2 separate regions of the Homo sapiens genome follow, and region 1 is linked to region 2. A link is a contact called in ENCODE Hi-C data. All regions are on one chromosome and are shown on one strand. Each heading gives the region's core, a stretch centred on a gene start or an enhancer-like site at or near the end of the contact. The rest is flanking DNA. Distances are from core to core; before and after follow the strand shown.

The links. Hi-C counts contacts between places; a loop is a spot of excess contacts on that map. Pooled maps may share reads with other maps.
Region 1: a map of chondrocyte shows a loop between it and region 2 (4-fold over the local background). The contact joins two enhancer-like sites. A Hi-C loop is called at or near these places in 1 of 168 maps with a recorded cell type or tissue (chondrocyte) and 1 of 50 pooled maps.

The regions. Positions count from the first base shown.
Region 1 is chr2:236,176,810-236,183,517 of GRCh38, forward strand. All of the region lies in intron 1 of GBX2-AS1 (GBX2 and ASB18 antisense RNA 1), which reads left to right. Among named protein-coding and RNA genes, the nearest start is that of GBX2, 12 kb to the left of the region's middle. RefSeq lists silencers at 777-1,071, 1,277-1,571 and enhancers at 2,513-3,030, 3,031-3,546. Within about 2 kb of position 1,427, at least 3 of the 41 ENCODE cell types and tissues checked have a DNase peak (open chromatin) inside an H3K27ac peak, as active enhancers do.
Region 2 is chr2:235,610,616-235,616,627 of GRCh38, forward strand. All of the region lies in intron 1 of AGAP1 (ArfGAP with GTPase domain, ankyrin repeat and PH domain 1), which reads left to right. Among named protein-coding and RNA genes, the nearest start is that of TNRC17, 96 kb to the left of the region's middle. Within about 2 kb of position 4,761, at least 15 of the 41 ENCODE cell types and tissues checked have a DNase peak (open chromatin) inside an H3K27ac peak, as active enhancers do.

The sequences.
Region 1 (6,708 bases), core at 177-2,676, 560 kb after region 2:
GGGGAAAAAATATCAGACCTCCGTGATTGCTGAAGGTGTAAGAAATACCGTCAGATTTTGGAGGTGATCTTAGAAAATCTGCCTCGGCTTCCTTATAGAATCCATGTAAGGTTCTCCCGGCTCTGCCTCACCCTGAGCAGGTCCCGGAAGGGGATAGATAGGAAGCCGTCGGACGTCTGGGCCTGAGGGTCCTGGGCTGCAGCTGAGGCCACTCCCCATCTGCGGTTCTATTTGCCTAGTGGGCAGGAATCCCCGCTCTCCTCCACCAGCGGCCTGACTGTGTCTCAAAAAGGGGATAATTAATATAGCACGAGTTGATATGGGCACTGGGCACTGAACTCGATCGTGTAGCACACGTGGGCCGGGCGCCTGGCCCAGAGAGGATGCTCAGGAGGGCAGCTGCAGGAGCGAGCACGCTGCAGGGCGCTTGGGGAGCGCGGGCCAGCCAGGGGCGAAAGCCTGTGCTCTCGGAGTGAGAGTAGCCGTGGGAGGGCAGCCTCTGGGCTCCAGATTCTGGGGCATTATTTATTTATTTATTATTAATTGATTAATTAATTTTTGAGACAGAGTCTCACTCTGACACCCAGGCTGGAATGCAGTGGCGCAATCTCGGCCCACTGCAACCTCTGTCTCCTAGGTCCAAGCGATTCTCCTGCCTCAGCCTCCCAAGTAGCTGGAATTACAGGCACGTGCCACCACGCCCGGTTCATTTTTGTATTTTTAGTAGAGACAGGGTTTCGCCATGTTGGCCAGGCTGGTCTCGAACTCCTGACCTCAAGTGATCCACCTGTCTCGGCCTCCCAAAGTGCTGGGATTACAGGCGTGAGGCACCGCGCCCGGCCTCTGGAACATCTAAAAACAGACCAGAGGCCACCCAATGGAACAGGATGCAGTGTGACATTTCACAACATACGACGCCTCTCCTGGGAAGGGAGAGCTCGCGAGCGCCTCTACTGGGTGGGCGCAGCGCCATCCCCATTGCACGAACCGAGACGGAGGTGCGGAGGCCGTGTCTGGCCCTGGAGAGTCCTCCCTCTGTCGTCTGCTCTCAGCACCAAGTCTGGCATCGCCAGGGCGCCAGGCACGGCCTTCCCAGGGAGAAGCCTTTTCTGTCATTTTTGATTATTTTACTTTAAATATGTGTGCAAAACCTTAGCTACATTCTCGTGGGCCAGGGATAGGCAACGCGTGCACCTAGACCTCTTGCTTGCCCCCACACTCCGTCTCCCCAGGGCCACCCCCTCAACCCCCCCATGCCATCAGAGTTTTGAACACCGCTGGAGATGGCGGGGGGGAGGGGGGCGAATTTGGAGGCGGGACCCGAACTGCCGGCCAAGGACCAAGGGCTGGCCTCGCCCTTCGCTCCCACTGGGCACCGTTCTCGCCGCGGGACCTTGCCTTGAGCGCGCCCCCTGCGGGCCGCGGTGGGGATTGGCCCCTTGGAAAGAGGGAAATAGGCTGCGCGCGCCGGGGCGGGAGAGGCGCTGCCTCCAGTCCTCCCGGGTGGGGGTCTCCCCTCCGAGATCCCCGAGGGAACCCGTCCCGTGCACTACCGGATTTCCGGTCTCTGACCAGCTGGGGCTTCATTTCTACGCGTGCTTTTACTGCTCTCCTCCTCCTCCGGCGGTTTTTTTTTTTTTTTTTTTTTTTTGAAAGGAGCAAACATCCCCAGCTTTAATGCGGCCCAATTATCTCGTTTGCACGACTTAAAATGTTTCTCTTTAACTCATTTCAATCTAGTAAATATGCTTCAGCAAGTAGCTAATTTCTCAGGGATGGCTTCGCCTCGCCATTTGCATATAAAGCGCGTCGGGGCCCGGCCCCTTCTCCGAGTGCGCGAGTCCCTTCTTCCGGTGCGCGGGTGGCAGGCAGCCAGGCCTCCTAGTCCAGGGAGGTCGCCTAGGTTTGGCCTAGGGAAGGCGGAGTCTGGGGTCCGCGACAGTGCCTGGGGACCAGGGTGGCAGGGAGGGCAGGGAAACTTGGGCCGGGGAGGGACCAGGACCTTCTGAGCCCCCCAACTCCCCCGCCTCCCCGGCCTCCGCCGTCCCTTATTCCGAGGAGGGGCGCCCGTGGGGTAACACGTTGGCGCGAGGGTCGGGGGCGCATTTATCCTTAAGTGCGTTTATTAAATCGCGTCTGGAGATGGATGGACGTGGATACAGGAGAGGAAATCTCAGGGCTCAGTCGAGCAATCTCCTGGCTTTAAATTCCGAATAAAAGTCTCAAATATTCCCGGGTCATGGGGGCACTGTCTCATTAAAACCACTCTCGTCCTGAAACTGCAATGCAGACATTAAAGTGCAGTATTTTTCAATTAGAGCTGACGAATTCAATCAAAATTCCATAGATTAGGATGAAATGAGGCATGGGTCATTTACAGGGGAATTTAATTGCCGAGCCATTAGACAAATAGTATATTTGCCATTCCCGCGTTATCCATCATTTTCGACATCAATACCGGGGCCGCATCTCCCCGTCCCGCGGCCGCCCGGCGTCGGCTGTAAACACTCCCTTCCCTGTATCTTCTGATTATATCTGATTTCATTTAGGGCCATGGGGGATTATAAATGTTCACGCAATCAAGTTCATTAGGACTTCAAATCGCATTTCTGATTGGGATCGCTCTGCCGCCGTCCTCCCAGCGCCTTTCAAACCCCAGCGCTTGGCTTTCAAAACATCTTTTTGAATTTAAAGCCTCACATCCTTTTGTCTTCCGACGCCCCCTCCCGCCCCACCCCTCCCGGCGGCTGCAAGCTCTTCGGGCCTCCTTCCCGGGGCAACAGCCCTGAACCCCTCTTGCTGCCAGCGGGTCTGGGGAGGGTGGGGCTGGGCTCCGCAGGCTGTCGGAACCCCCTCCCACGCCGCGCAGCCGCGGGGCGCTCGTGTCCCTGAAGCCTGAGCTGGGCGTGGAGGACAGGCCCCGCGTGTTCGCGGATCGCGAGTGGGGGCCAGCCCCGCACCTCCCGTCCCGGCCGGGCGCTGCGGGTAGGGGGAGCGGAGCGGAGGGGGCGCCTCCCACCTTTGAATCTCCTGGCTGAGGGCCTCTGGGCAGCGATTACACCCACCCTTGGGGACTGGTGCTGGGGACCCCTTCCTGGGCTGGTCCCTTTCACTCCAAAGCCCCAGGTGAAGGCGGTAGCCGGTGGAGCAACGCGCTCTTCCTATCAGCAAACCCAAGAAACAAAGGGGGAGGCTCTTCTGGGGAGAGCGCGACAAGAAAGGCTCAAGACATCCCTTCCAGCACAGCTGAAAAATAATAGCTTAATATTAACTGCTTCTCATAAAAATATACTTTCACAGAGACACAGTTACAAGAAGCAAACCCTCATTTTATCCCGTACTTTGTGCTCATGGCTGTTAGCTGCCTCAGTAATTTAATTGGAATGGAACGTGAGAAATGTGTCATTTTTGAAGAATTTATGCATCACTTCCTAGAAATCTCATTGTGTTAACTAGGAGCCTACTGCGTTCTGTTTAGAACCCATAATCACATTTTTATGTGTCTGTATTACGAGTTAATGTGACCTCCTGTCTTTAGCAGATAAAAAAAATGTTCTCTTGCGATAACATCTGTATCAAACTCTGGCTTACATCAAATACGCCACAACCCTGGTTTTCCAAGGTTCTCCAAACTTACGAACTTTCTTAAGAGCAGGGAAAATAAATGTGAATGGAAAAAGCGTCTACCAAATGAATAATTACCCGCTAAATTAAAACCCTGTGTTAAACATAGTTGACAGCAAATACTGCATTCTCAATCATGTTTTTTGCTTACAAATTGCATTACAAAGAAATCCACCGTTTTTATCGGAGTGATTAAGCAAAGAATGTTAGGACTGCAGAAATACCATTCTGGAAAATTAGATGAAGGCTGAAAACCCAGCTAGTTACATTGCAATAGTAAATGTATAATTTTGTTAAAGAACACGTTTAACACACAAATGAGGATTGGGATGTTATTATGGTATCATAAAAAATTCAACTGAAAATTATATTTATTTATAAACACATTAACTATAAACTGCACATATTTAATACAAAGGAAGCAGGCAATTCCATAATCAATATTTTAATTATTGAATTTTTTATTATGGCAGCACGATTCTATATGATAGTTTACGAATCTGTAGTTTTCGTAGGCTCCCCTCCCCTTTATCATGTGAGCTAAGATCTTCCTGTTTTCCTCCTTTTTAAATTCTGGGGAGAGTAGGTTGGTGGGAGAGGGTAAGACCGTTTGCTTATGGCGCCACCTGCAGGCCTCTCTGAAAATGAATTTCAATACCTATTCAATCTTCCGCAGGGTTCTAGATTCCTCAGGCTTATTTTAGCAATTTAGTGAAATTAATTTTTGTTTTAACAGAGAAAGATGTTAACAATTTCAACGCAAATCCCGGAGTTTGAAAAGGATTTTGATGTTCTCAAACTACACTTAAATCCTAGAAATGAGATGCAGTATTGACCATAATTGAAATACAGGGGTTTCTGCATATCCCATCTGGACATAACAAATTTGACTAAGCAGTAATTTATCCTTAAAATAATGGAATAAAAGATACAACATTCCTGATTTATCCCTTGGCCCTTGGGCAGCCCTTAAAAGATGAAAAGCACTTGGCAAGCTAATAGCACCCGAAATTGTAGTGATTGAGCAGCTTCTTAGGTGCCTGGCGTGGACAGGAGGTGGGGGCACTGGAGTGGACCAGCTCATTCCGCAAGCCTGTATTTTACACCATTTCTGCAGAAGGTTAAGTGTTCTTTGCAAAAGTTCAACAGCCTGCCCCATCAGTGTGTGTCCAAAGGGTCATTTCAGAGATTGGAAATTTGACAATTATATACAGTTAACTGGGATCAGCAAATGCTCCATAGACTTAAAGAGTCAGTGGCTTTGATTTTCTTTAAACCATACTGAGTCGATGATTATCAAGTAACTTAAATCAACGTAAATATACTAAAAAGGCAGGCCTAATGCTGGGTTCAGAGTTTTAAACATAACACGTCACACAGTACTGGGTCTGTGTACTAATTGCCTGTGGACTGTGGATTGTGTCTGATGGTCCAACCATGAATGTTTCGTCCTGTCCTGGACATGGTTGGTGCGGACAGAGGCCAGCCTCCCCAGGACCAATATTAGTGGAGAGCTTCATTTGTGTATTTTATTTTTTTGAGATGGGGTCTCACTCTGCCACCCAGGCTGGAGTATAGTAGCACGATCTCAGCTCACTGCAACCTCTGCCTCCCAGGGTCAAGCGATCCTCTCATCTCAGCCTCCTGAGTAGTTGGGACCACAGGCATGTGCCACCACACCTGGCTAATTTTTTGTATTTTTGGCAGAGATAGGGTTGCCCGGGCTGGTCTTGATCTCCTGAACTCCAGCAATCCACCTTCCTAGGCCTCCCAAAGTGCAGAGGTTACAGGTGTGAGCCACTGTGCCCAGCCACTTCTTTTTTAATTCTCTGTCGTCAAATGACAAGTAATAATCAAAGACATTCAATAAAAGTTGGAGGCAAAATATTCCTCTGTTGTCTTTTTTTTTTTTTCTTTGACACAGGGTCTCACTCTGTCATCCAGGCTGGAGTGCAGTGGTACAATCATAGCTCACTGGAGCCCTGACCTTCCAGGCTTAAGTGATCCTCCTGCTTCAGCCTCCTGAGTAGCTGAGACCACAGGCGCATGCCACAATGCCCGGTGAATTTTCAAATTTTTGGTAGAGATAAGGTGTCACTGTGTTGCCCAGGCTGGTCTTGAACTCCTGGGCTCAAATGATCCTCCTGCCTCCCAAAAGGCGGGGATTACGGGCATGAACCCCTGTGCCCGGCCCTCTGCTATCTTTTTTTTTTTTTTTTAAAGTAGAAACAGCCAGTAAACGCATCCTTTACTCTTTTGTTACTTTCTGAATTTTGAGCTGTGTGAATGTGTCATTAAAAACTAAATTTGAAATTAAAGGAAATAATTTAGGCCTTGTAGAATTGAGTTTAGGTAATACACTCAGTGAGAAAAAGAATGATGTTCAGTGTGAACTGTGTAAGAAAGGAAAACGTTTTTAGACCCTTTAATAAAACAAACAAACCAACCAACAAACAAACCAGAATATATTTTGTTCACTGGAAAAGAAGTAAGCCAAGATAATTCTAGTCTTAAAGTAGAATGCCTCTTTAGATGTTTATCAACTAGCTTACCTCCCTCTCTCCTTCTTTCCCTCCCTGCTTCTCTAATTGCCTCCTTTCCTTTTCTTGGTTTTGTCTCCCTCCTCCTTGTCTTCCTCCTTCTCCATCTCCTCTTCTTCCTCCTTCTCTATCTCCTCTTTCTTTTTGTTCTCTTTCTCTCTCTTTTTTTTTTAGACAAGGTCTCACTTTGTTACCCAGGCTGGAGTGCAGTGGTGCCATCTTGACTCACTGCAAACTCCACCTCCCAGGCTCAGGTGATCCTCCCATCTTAGCCTCCCGAGTAGCTGGGACTATGGGTGCATGCCCCCACACCTGGCTAATTTTTTGTATTTTTGGTAAAGATGGAGTTTCACCATATTGCCCAAGCTGGTCTCGAACTCCTGGGCTCAAGGTATCCACTCGCTTTGGCCTCCCAAAGTGCTGGGATTACAGGTGTGAGCCACTGTGACTGGCTCTTTCTCTTCTTCTTATTGATATGGTTTGGATGTTTTTCCCTTCAAAATCTCATATTGAAATGTAACCTCCACTGTTGGAGGTGGGGCCT
Region 2 (6,012 bases), core at 3,511-6,010:
TGGGGGTTGAGCTTTAAATACAAATTTCAGGAGAGCTCAATACAGCCCATAGCACAGCGCTTCCGCACACATCCACATTGCAGACCCGCCATCCTCAAACGCACTGTGCTCCCGTGAGCTCCCTGCCCTGGAGTGGAAACCCTGGGCTGGGGAGGAGGTGCGCTAAGACTGGGCCACAGGTGTGCTCTGGTTCAGAAAACTCTTGCAGGTCCTACTTCCTGCCTTGACACCACCCCCTGCCCACAGCCTTCTCATTCTTGTCCTGTAGCCCAGTTTCGTTTCACCTGTCCTCTGCCTGTAATCCTTTTCAGCCCCTCTGAAGAGCGGCCCAGTAGGATGGTTGACTGACGTTAGCTTGGCTTTCTTCCTAAGGCACCGTCTTCCTCATTGAAACTGTGCCCATGACCTCCGGAAGCCTGCCAGCCGCCTGCCTGCAACCCCATAGCCGAGTCAGCTCCCTGGATGGGCTAGTGTGTTGACCTTCCACTGCCCCGAGGGGAGGACTCTGCCCTACTGGATCCTCCACCTCTCACTTCATTTTGCCAGTTGAAATGTTCCCCTGCCTAGTGTAGGGACTGCCACTTCATGCTGTCTTGCCAGAGCACCTTCCCAGGCAGCTGCAAAGGTGGTCTTGGTTTGACTCCCTTGTGGCCCACACAACACTTTCGTTGGAGATGAAGAGTCTCCCTTTCAGACTGCAAGCCCCTTGAGGTCAGGATGCTGCAACGAATATAATAGAAAATGATGTTAATATTCAAGGTCATGGCCATCCTCAATGCAGCCTTCATATTTTCATAATGAATAGTTATTGTGAAGGAGCTGATTTTTGGAGGAGTGGTTTGTCTGCAGTTGCACACATCTGTGATAACATGGGGTGGGTGGTTCTGATTCCTGTTTTGAGGTGGTGATTTATGATGCCTGTGTACTTCCCTGTGGTGCCCAGGCCTGCAGATTACAGACGCTGTGTAATTAGAGAATCCCTCTCCACATGTGTTCTCTGAACAGGGAGCCCAGGGAGGCTTGGATCTTTAGATTGATAAGCAGGATAGTAAACCAGTTGTGAGGAACATTGTATAGAGAAAAAACAACCTTGAGTTTCTGTTGAAATCTAGATTTGGTATAACTGTCTTCATTTCTTTAAAGAGCATTCATCAATGATATTAATGATTTTCATTTCCTACCTTTGTAGTTTTCATATAAATTAGATTTACATAGGAGACAAAGAAATCCTTCCCTCCCTGTTCCAGTTGTGGAACATATGGTCACCGTTCTGTGACTGGGAGCATTGCTGTTTGGCATGCTTGTGGGCACGGTTTAAGGGTTGAGACCACATCCTAGGTGGCGGTCACAAACCCGGCCCAGCGGCCTCCCTGCTAGGCAGTCCTCCATCAATACTGATGTTAATAATTATGTAAAATCATTCCTGTCCGCAGCCTAGAGTCTCACTGGAGAACAATCAGACATGCTTTATTTTCTACTTGTAATCGTAATCTGAGTGCAATTTCAGGACTTTGTTTTCCAGATGGCTTATTGTTTCACACGTTTTCTTTTCTCAGTGAAGCCCAGGTAACCTGCTGCTTGGGTGTACGCTGGGCGGGTTCGCAGTGCTGGAAGAGAGAGTGGACAGATTTTACACCAGCACCTTTCATCTCAGGGGTGCTTGTGAATTGATTGCACCCCTCCTGTGGCGTGGAGGCGGTGCCTGGTTAAAGTGGGGCTCAGATGCCCCTTGGTTGCATTTAATGTGTGTGCATAATCAGAGGGCAAGGACAGCAGTAAATAATTTATGTCAGCTGGAGCCCTTGGCCCTGGTAATGAGATCTCAGGGGCAGCGCCTAGAGTGCTGGGCCCTTCCAGATGATCTATGAATTGGTCTTTGCCTTTGTACTTATTCAAACTGACAAATACTTACTTAATAGCTGATTGTATTCAGGTGCTAAGGGAAAAGAACGTGACTGTGTGGGGGTCTCCCTGACTCCTTAGAACCTGCAAATGCATGAAACTCATGTTAAGAACAGTTGTGGTTCACGTGTACCAAACTTGGGAAATCCTGACCAGCGCATCCAGGGTTGCTTGGGCACAGTGGTCCTTTTGCATGGGGTGGCCGGCCAGGTGTGCTGAGTGCCACCTGGGCTTGCATGCCGGACGCATACCTGGCACCTGCTTCCAGGTTGGCCTGCCAGCCGATGTTGTGATCTTGTGGAGGGAATGACCCCACGTCTCTGGATTCTGGCTTCTGCTTCCAGTGAGACTCCGCCCAGGTTATGTTTGTGGCCTTTTATCTCTCCAATGTGAGGCATCTCTGATGATGCCTAAGGATGTCCTTCTAATTTGGAGTTAACCTCTCTTTCCCAGGTGAGGTTAGCAAATACGTATAGATTGTAACAAGAGAATTTTGCATTTCAGTTTTGTTTTTTTTTTTTTTTTGAGATGGAGCTCACGCTGTCGCCCAGGCTGGATAGAGTGCAGTGGTACGATCTCGGCTCAGTGTAACCTCTGCCTCCTGAGTAGCTGGGATTACAGGCAGGCACCACCATGCCCAGCTAATTTTTGTATTTTTAGTAGAGACTGGATTTCGCCATTTTGGCCAGGCTGGTCTTGAACTCCTGGCCTCAAGTCATCTGCCTGCCTCGGCTTCCAAAAGTGCTGGGATTACAGGCCTGTGCCACTGCACCCGGCCACATTTAATATTATTTACCTGAGATTTTTGAGGCAAGCAGCCCTGGGGATGTAAGCACCTTTTAATTTGGCAGCTTATTTGATAAGCAAATGGGTTCTATCTTAAAATCCAAAGTTGTTTACACTTAATGCATATTTTGAGAGCTGTTACCCAAACCTTTTTCCTTCCTTCAATGAGAAGACTTATATCTTTTTGAGCAGAAACTGTGGATTCAGAAACCAACAGAACTCTTCATTCTCCTTAAGGAGATAGAGGCCAGGGAAAGTGTTTTTAGGTAAATAATAACGCCTTCTTGCCTCTCTCCCTTTATCTCCCCATTCTCCCTGAAAAAACTACAAGAAATGGTAAGGAAGAGAATAAAAGAGGAAAATAAATCACAGATAACTAGAACCACTTTATTGCTATTATTCCAGGTGATCTACTGATAAATTAAAAGAAAGATGAATATAAGCTGGTAATTACTTTAAAATATTCCTTTGTGAATGTGCCTAATTGGCGCGGGCCTCCCTGTAGAATGAGGCTCCTCCTGCAGTTCGAGGAGAGGCTGTAATTAACAGTGAATTAGCATATAGTGGCGCCGTGTGGCCCGCAGGGTGGCCTTGTCCATCTGCTGTGTAGGGGACTTAGGTGACACCTGGCTAGTGGTAGTCTGCAAGAACCCTTTGTTAATGGGAATATTGTGCATGAGTCAGAATTCAGAATCTTTGGTATGGTTTTTTTTTTTTCCCCCTTTTGTGTGTTTTGGCCAAATACTCAAAAGCACTAAGTTTTCTTGCGTGGTATCTGTTCATATATTGATTCACCAAATATTGATTGTACATCTGCGAATGTGCTAGATACCCTACTGGTGCTGGTGAGCAGAAACAGGCAAGGTCTTTGGCCTCAGGGGGTCCTTGGAGTCTAGAAGGGATGGTGACATTGGCCAGAGTCACCCCATAATCATACAGTTAGCAGTGTGGCCAGCGTCACTTAAAGCGGGGAGGTGGCTGGTGCTGGAGCGTGTATAACAAAAGTGGGATCCGGAAAGGGCTGCTGGCGAGTGGGAGTTTTCTAGGGAGCCGCTGCTCTTGCTTCAGGTCTCAGATGGCATAGGAGTGTGTGTCATCCCAGAGGAGCAGCAGCAAACGGCCTGTGATGGGCTGGATGTATTTGGGGAGGGAAGAAGGCAGTTGTAGCTCAAGGGAGAGAAAAGGCAAGGAGAAACATGGCGAGGGGTGGGGGCTTTGCTCTTTAGCCCGTGAGCAGTGGAAAGTCATTGAATGCTGTCTGGTGTAAAATCTGTTAGCAGTTTCACTTCCATCTGGAGCACCCAGGCCTGCAGGAGTGTGGGTTGGCTCTCTACCCCCGTTGCAGATTGGCTTGTGGTTTGGGGTGTGCCAGGCTCAGGGGCAGGGCCCTTTTTCCACACGCTTAGGGAAGATACGAGACTGGCTAACTCAGTATTCACCGTGAATTCTTTTGTGGGAAATAGAACACAGCGTTGGGTACCAAGAGGGTGCTGTCTTTTCCTGTTTTCTTGGCCTCCTAGGGAATCAGTTTGATTCTGTGGCTATTAAATTAATGGTTTAGCTGAGATGTTTTCTCTACTCAGGGCCCAATGCCGTATGTGATATTTTACAACAAATTTGGTTCACTGGGGCCGACTTGAAAATAGTCAAAGTCCAAGTAAACTTCTGCCTGTGTGTGGTGCGCTCAAATAAAGGAGGCTGTTCAAGGTGAGTGGTTTTCCTGGCGGTGTGGTTTTTTAAAATTTCTAATAAAATGCAAATGATTACAGCCCCTTCCATGAAGAGTGCAAGTACGCCTGACTCCTCCGCGCAGGGAATGAGCAGCCTCTGCTCCTTCATTTGATTGCTATGACAACCCACAGAGGTGGGTGTTGTCACTTCCACTGCCAGCCAGCTTGCACGGTCCAGGGACGTCCCCACCCTCGGTTGGGTTGTCCAGGGTCACATGGTTGGGAGTCAGAACCAGACTTCAAAGGGCATGTGACTACAGCATCCATCCTCCCTGCTCTGCCTCGCACTGCCTTCTAATGGGTCCCACTGAGGAGCTTGCCAGTATTGTTACAATTGGAGTGATCTCATATGACCAAAAGTTGGAATGATCCCATTCTTTACTCACAGCCTGAGCTATTTTTTTTCAAAGCATTATCTCTCTACTGTTTGTAGGCAGAGAATTTATTAAATCTTGCCTAAATTTATCCGTAAGCATGGATCAAATGCACATTTGGCATGATTCTCATCTCTGAGCCATTGCAACCTATTTTTTAATGCCAAGAGAAAGTATTTTAAGGAAGTGGGGTCAGCTTTCCTCTGCTCCCCTGACTTCACAGGATAGCTATGCATTTTGCCTCTTGGGGAGCTGGGTTATTGTGAAACTAGGTCAAATTATTGTTTTTTCTCTTTATGCTCATAGCCATTCCAAAGACAGAATCCTTTCCTCAAAAAATGAATTTTTGAGTGTTCCTATATTCTTGGGGATGAACTTCAAGGGCAGAAAATAAATGAAAGGGGATTACTTTGACAGCATCTGAACAACAGAACACCTTCTGAACAGCACAAACACTTGTAGCAAAATTAAAAGACCAACAAAAATATGTATTACATATAGAGCATTGTCTTCTATATGTAAAGAGTTCTTATAAAACAATAAGAAAAATATTTCCTAACTAAAGGAAATGGACACAAAATTCATAAAAGAAGAAACAAAGGAGCAATTAAGATATAAATATATTTGGCTTTGTTGATTAAAGAGTAACAATTAAAATGACAGGTGACTTCTGGGCCGGATGCAGTGGCTCAAGCCTGTAATCCTAGCACTTTGGGAGGTAGAGGCAGGCATATCACAAGGTGAAGAGATCAAGACCATCCTGGCCAACATGGTGAAACCCTATCTCTACTAAAAATACAGAAATTAGCTGGGTGTGGTGACGTGCACCTGTAGTCCCAGCTACTGGGGAGGCTGAGGCAGGAGAATCACTTGAACCCAGGAGGCGGAGGTTGCAGTGAGCCAAGAGTGCGCCACTCTACTCCAGCCTGGTGACAGAGTGAGACTCCATCTCAAAAAAAAAAAAAAGGTGACCTCTTTCTTTTCATCTGGTTAAGTTCAGTGTTAAAAACAAAGGCCCAGTGTTGGTGAAGGTGATGGAAAATAGTTCCCCTTTTACATTTTAGTGGGAAAAATGTAAATTGAGATAGCCATCTGGAGAGAAATTTGTCAAACAGTAATAAAAACCCTAACAATGTATTTGACCTCTGACCTGGCAATTTCATTTCTGCCTATCTTCTTTTAACCCTAGATTGATTAAACTCGTTAAATAAAACACATTT